2 separate regions of the Homo sapiens genome follow, and region 1 is linked to region 2. Evidence: read pairs that join two places in POLR2A ChIA-PET (ENCODE). Cell type or tissue: PC-9. All regions are shown on one strand. Links, peaks and the distances in the headings refer to the core of each region. The heading gives the core; the rest is flanking DNA.

Region 1 (2,916 bases), core at 145-2,644, 160 kb before region 2:
GAGCCACCACGCCTGGCCTTATTTTTTTTCTTTTTGGTAAAGATGGAGTCTCCCTATATTGCCCAGGCTGGTCTTGAACTCCTGGGCTCAAATGATCTTCCCACTTGGGCCTCTCATGGTGTTGGGATTACAGGCGTCAGCCACCACACCCAGCAAAGAGATATTTAGATTTAGTGATGGAGCAGATGTGAGGGAGGAGGGAGAAAAAGAAATCAAGGATGACTCATATTTTTCTGACTTAAACATTTTGGTGGTTGGAGGTATGATTTCCTGAACTCAATTTCCTGATCATTTCCTAAACATGAAAGAAAAGCAGGAGATAAAGTTGGAATTTAGCATGTTAATTTAGATGCCTTTGAGACATCCAAGTAGGTGTTTGTTTCATTGGGTAGATATTTATTGATTACCTATTCTAAGTCAGGCACTGTGTTTCAAACTGGATATTCATCTGGCACGTACTTGGGTCTGTAACTGTCTGGCTTGAGGTCTCAGCTGCAAGTGTACATTTGAGTTGTCAGCATTCAAATGGCATTTGAAGCTATACGAATAGATGACATCACATAGGAGGAGTAAGTAGAGTAAGAAGAGGGCTTAGGTTCCAACCTGGGGAACCCCAACATTGATGAGTAAAGGAGATTGAGAGTGATCAGAGAGGTAAGAGAAAAACCAGGTTACTATGAGAGGAAACCAGGTTACTATGAGAGGAAAGAGTTTTGAGGAAGACTGTGTAGTCAACAGGGCCAAATAATGTCAAGAAATCAAGTATAAAAAGGATTGAAAACTTTCCATTGGATTTAGTGGCAAGGAAGTCATTAGTTATCTTAATGAAGATGAATTTCTGAAATTGGAATTGCTGGGTCAAAAGATGTTTAATAAATATTGCCAAATTGCTCCCCAAAAAAAGTTTATAACAATTGATACTCCTTCCAACGGCATATGAGGGTATCTGTTTCCTCATACCCTCACTAATGAATATTATAAGTCTTAATCTTTGCCCAATGGGTTGAGAGAAATAATGTCTCATTGTTATCTGAATGTACATTTCTTTTTCTTTTTTTTTTTTGAGATGGAGTATTGCTCTTGTCGCCCAGGCTGGAGTGCAATGGCGCGATCTTGGCTCACTGCAACCTCTGCCTCCCGCCTTCAAGCAATTCTCCTGCCTCAGCCTCCCGAGTAGCTGGGATTACAAGCATGTGCCACCATGCCCGGCTAATTTTGTATTTTTAGTAGAGGCGGGGTTTCTCCATGTTGATCAGGCTGGTCTCGAACTCCTGACCTCAGGTGATCCACCCGCCACGACCTCCCAAACTGCTGGGATTACAGGCATGAGCCACGGCGCCCAGCCTGAGTGTCCATTTCCTTGATGATTTGTGAGGCAGCATATGTTTTTGTCTGTTTATTGGCCATTTGTTTTTCTTCTAGGAATTATCAGGTCATTGTCCATTCGTCCATTTTTTAACCAGAGCATTTTATCTTTTTCTGACTGATGTTTAAGAGCTCTTCAGATTATTAAGGTTAGTGAGCCTCTGCATATGACACATGTATCTTTCTACATTTTTTAAATTGTTCTTTTAATTATTCTTATGGCTTGAGGCGAACTCTGAGGTTATCTACCGCCCCCAGTGTTGCCAGGTGGACCCTGTGTACCACATGCATTGCTGTAGATGCTTGCTCACCGAAGAGGAATTCCTGTTCATTGGTGTTTTAGGAACCTGTTACATTCAAGGATGTGGCCATGGACTTCACCAAAGAGGAATGGGGGCAACTAGACTATGCACAAAGGGCCTTTACAGAGAAGTGATGCTGGAGATCTATGGCAACCTGGTCATAGTGGGTGAGGACAACTACTCTTTGGAGAATTCTGTTTTCCTTGGTTGTAAAAAGCTGTGGACTCTTAAGTGTTTAACAAAGCTAGGGCTTGAGATTCAAATATCAGAATTTCCAAATCGTGACTGAAGAAATAAAATGCTTCTATCTAAGTAAAAACTCAAGTTTCAGGGCCAGATGTGGTGGCTCACTCCTGTAATCCCAGCACTTTAGGAGGCCAGGGCAGGAGGATTTCTTGAGCCTAGGAGCCTAGACCCTGTCTCTACAAAAAAATTAAAAATTAGCTGGGTGTGTTGGCACATACCTGTAGTCTCAGCTACTTGGGAGGCTGTGGTGGGAGGATTGCTTGAGCCCAGGAGTTTGAGGTTTCAGTAAGCTATAATTATGCCACTGCACTGGACCTGGGTGACAGAGCAAGACCCCCACCACCCCCTGAAAAAAAACCCTCCAAGTTTCTACATCCCTATTTGTTTTCTTTTCTTCTTTCTTTTTCTTTCCTTCCTTCCTTTCTTTCTCTCTTCTTTCTGTCCTTTCTTCCTTCTTTCCTGAAATAAATATCCTTGTACTTATATTTTTGAGTATTTGTTCCAGTATTTCTATAGGATAAATCTCTGGAAGAGGAATTGATGGATCAGAGATTTATATATCTACTATAAATTTGCCCCCTGAGAAGTTTGAATTAATTTCTATTCTTGTCATGGGAATCCCCGTTCTCCACACTCTCACAACTCCTAATCTTTTTATTCTTCACCTACCTGAAGAGTGGGGAAAATACTATCTCACTGTCTTTTGATTTGCCCCCTTTCTCTCCCAACTTGTTCTCCCTCTATCTTCTCTTTCTCACAATAAAGTGGAAACTGCATCCTTCAAGTTGCCTAGGCCAAAAACCTTGGAGCCACCCCATTTTTCTTTCTCTCTCACCACCAGATCAATCCGTCAGCAAATCTGTCAGCTCTACTATCAAAGTACATTCAGAATCCAACCACTCCTCACCACTTCCACTGTTGTTACCCTAATTAACCCACTGTGCCTCTCTGTCTCCCCCTCCCTTTCTCTCATTTTGAAGAGCCTCCTACTCTCCACATCCCA
Region 2 (2,916 bases), core at 289-2,788:
CACTTTGGGAGGCCAAGGTGGGCGGATCAGGAGGTCAGGAGATGGAGACCATCCTGGCTAACACGGTGAAACCCTGTCTCTACTAAAAATACAAAAAAGTTAGCCAGGCGTGGTGGTGGGCACCTGTGGTCCCAGCTACTTGGGAGGCTGAGGCAGGAGAATGGTGTGGACCCGGGAGGCGAAGCTTGCAGTGAGCCAAGATCATGCTACTGCATTCCAGCCTGGGTGACAGAGTGAGATTCCATCCCAAAAAATATATATAAATAAATAATTAATTTAAAAAAAGAATTTAAATGTTTTTGGATTAGTGTGGAGAGAAAACCTAGTATAGCTATTGATCATTGACACACCCAAGGATTTAAATTTGGAACGTTCCCATGTTCAGCTTGAATTCTTTGCTTTTTTGGAACTAGTACATTTGTTCCAAATTTAATAGTTTAAAGGGCTTAAAAATTATTTCATGTTTATAAAAGAGATAGGAGAACATCTTTCTCTATTTTAATATGTATTTCCATGCATCTGAAACTAGGCTTTTTAAAGAAATATGTCAAAAGCAAAGTAAGTCTAAATTATAGAGAAAAAGAAGCTAGTTGGTCTTTAGGCTCGGTACTGTATCTGGGACTCTTCAGACCAGTAGTTGGTGTCTTGTCTAGCTTCAGGCAGCCATGATGATATGATGCCATCTGGCATTTGTATGAAGCTTGCTATTTTTTGAGGCCTTCTAACATGTGTTTTACCATTTGTGTGTTTCAGCTGCTCTGTGGGATGTTGCTTTAGATGAATAGAGAAGTTTCTAAGAAGTTAAGAGATTTGCTCAAGATCACAGTTCGCCAGAGAGCTAAGAACCCCCAGGTCCAATACATTTTATTTATTTATGTATTTACCTCGTGCTTTAGTGCCCCCAACTGTTCGCAGCTGAGTATTCATAGGTGCTGCTAACCTGCCTAGAGACATGCAAAGGGGAAGGATAAAACAGAAAAGAAAAAAGAGTGACAGCTTAAACAGTGCAAAAAGTGGGAAAGAGCAAGTTATAATAAATCAAGACAGAATTTTAGAGCTTTTGCATTTTGACTCATCATTTATTGTATTGTGATCTTGAGCAAGTAATTTGATATTCAACCCTCAACCTTATCTGTAAAATTGGAATAATATTGGTAAATTTATCACTGAGCTAAGTAAGGGTCAATTGAGGATGATGTATGTGGCATGTATTTTATGAACTCTGAAGCCCGTAAGTTGGCATCTATGAAACATTCTTCAGAATCACACTTCTTCCCTCTGCTAGACACACAAACACAGGATACTGCCAGAAACTGGGCAAGAGGCTGTTTGTGAATCTCAGAAGGCACCCGGTAAGAAAATGATGCTTTGTTTTAGAATACAACTTAACTTAGGCTACAGGCACTCTTTCTGTCTCTAGCTCATGTCACAATTCCTTTTCGGGATTGAGGCCTGAAAAACCAGTTACTCACCATTCTTCCTACAAGGATTTATTTACTCGTTAGGCTGGAGGGTCAGAGAGACTAACAGATACTTCTGTGGGGCAGAGGGGGTCTGGCCCAGCTTACTTCTAATTGAGGATGAACAGGTGAGGGAGGCAGGGGAGCTAAGTAACAGTTGTGTGATCTAGGACCAGCTTCTCAACTTCTAGTGTCAGTTTCCCCATCAGTAAATCAGGGATAAATAAAACACCTAACAGTGCTTTAAAACAAGATCAGAATATTATCTGAAACTTTTTCTTTTCTTTTCTTTTTTTTTTGAGACAGGATCTTGCTCTGCTGTTCCTGCTCAGGCTGGAGTGCAGTGGCGCAATCATGGCTCACTGCAGGCTTGACCACCCAGGCTCAAGCAGTCCTCCCGCCTCAGCCTCGTGAGTAGCTGGGACTACAGGTGTGGGCCACTACACCTGGCTAGTTTTTTATTTTTTATTTTCTATTGAGATGGGGGTCTCACTATGTTGCCCAGGCTGATCTCGAGCTCTTGGGTTCAAGTGATCCTCCCGCCTTGGCCTCCCAGAGTGCTAGGATTAGAGGCATGAGCTACCATGCCTGGCTGAACCTTTTTCCTTAAAGGGCCAGATATTTTAGGCTTTGTGGCTGTATGATTTTTGTTGTAACTCTTCAACTCTACTGTTTAGCATGAACAGACAATATAAACTAATTAGGGGCTGGACATGGTGGCTCACGCCTGTAATCCCAGCGTTTTGGGAGGCCGAGGTGGGCAGATCACTTAAGGTCAGGAGTTCAAGACCAACCTGGTCAACATGGTGAAACCCGTCTCTTCAAAAATACAAAAATTAGCTGGGTGTGATGGCGGGTGCCTATAATCCCAGCTGCTTGGGAGGCTGAGGTGGGAGAATCGCTTGAACCCGGGAGGTGGAGGTTGCAGTGAGCCGAGATCGTGCCATTGTACTCCAGCCTGGATGACAGACTGAGGCTCCGTCTAAAAGTAAATGAATAAATAAATAAATAATTAGGGTTGATGTCTTCCAGTGAAACTGTTTCTAAAAACAGGCTGTAGGCCAGATGTGGCCTATGAGCTGTAGTTTTTAGACCCTTGCTTTAGAATACTTCACTAAATACTTGATCCTTTTTCTTCATCATACAAAATACTGATAGTGTTTTATTGCTGTTATATATGCAGAGATGGTTTAAGTTTGAGCATTGAAAGGATGAGTAAGAATGTGTGTGAAGTAAGATGTTACATATCGTTTTCTATTCCACAGAAAAAAGTTTTCAAATGTTCTGTTCATGCCTTCCCGTCACTTTCATTGTTTATACCAGTTGCTGTGCCTTCATTTTTCTCTAGTTGTGCTACAACTATATTATGATCTGGCCCCTGTTTCAAAGATTATATTGTACTAGATACCAAATAGAAAAGTATTTTTGTTTTTGAAGGAAAAGTGGCTCTTCTGCC

The links. ChIA-PET counts read pairs that join two places held together with the same protein. Peaks named below come from ENCODE experiments on the same cell type or tissue, not always from the same donor. Only the 100,000 strongest peaks of a DNase experiment are listed, where the experiment ranks them.
Region 1: POLR2A ChIA-PET joins it to region 2 with 14 read pairs; 2 of 35 experiments call an interaction of 5 or more read pairs at or near these places.

Annotation. Positions count from the first base shown.
Region 1 is chr1:40,561,826-40,564,741 of GRCh38, forward strand. It overlaps LOC105378673 (a long non-coding RNA gene), which reads left to right and starts at 1,364. Exons shown (of 3, transcript XR_947235.2): 1 at 1,364-1,834. In PC-9, for the core only: no CTCF peak of the experiment used is centred there; no DNase peak of the experiment used is centred there.
Region 2 is chr1:40,721,923-40,724,838 of GRCh38, forward strand. The region is part of intron 1 of NFYC (nuclear transcription factor Y subunit gamma); the gene reads left to right. Among named protein-coding and RNA genes, the nearest start is that of MIR30E, 31 kb to the right of the region's middle. In PC-9, for the core only: no CTCF peak of the experiment used is centred there; a DNase peak (open chromatin) is centred at 1,469; H3K27ac peaks cover 1,791 bases.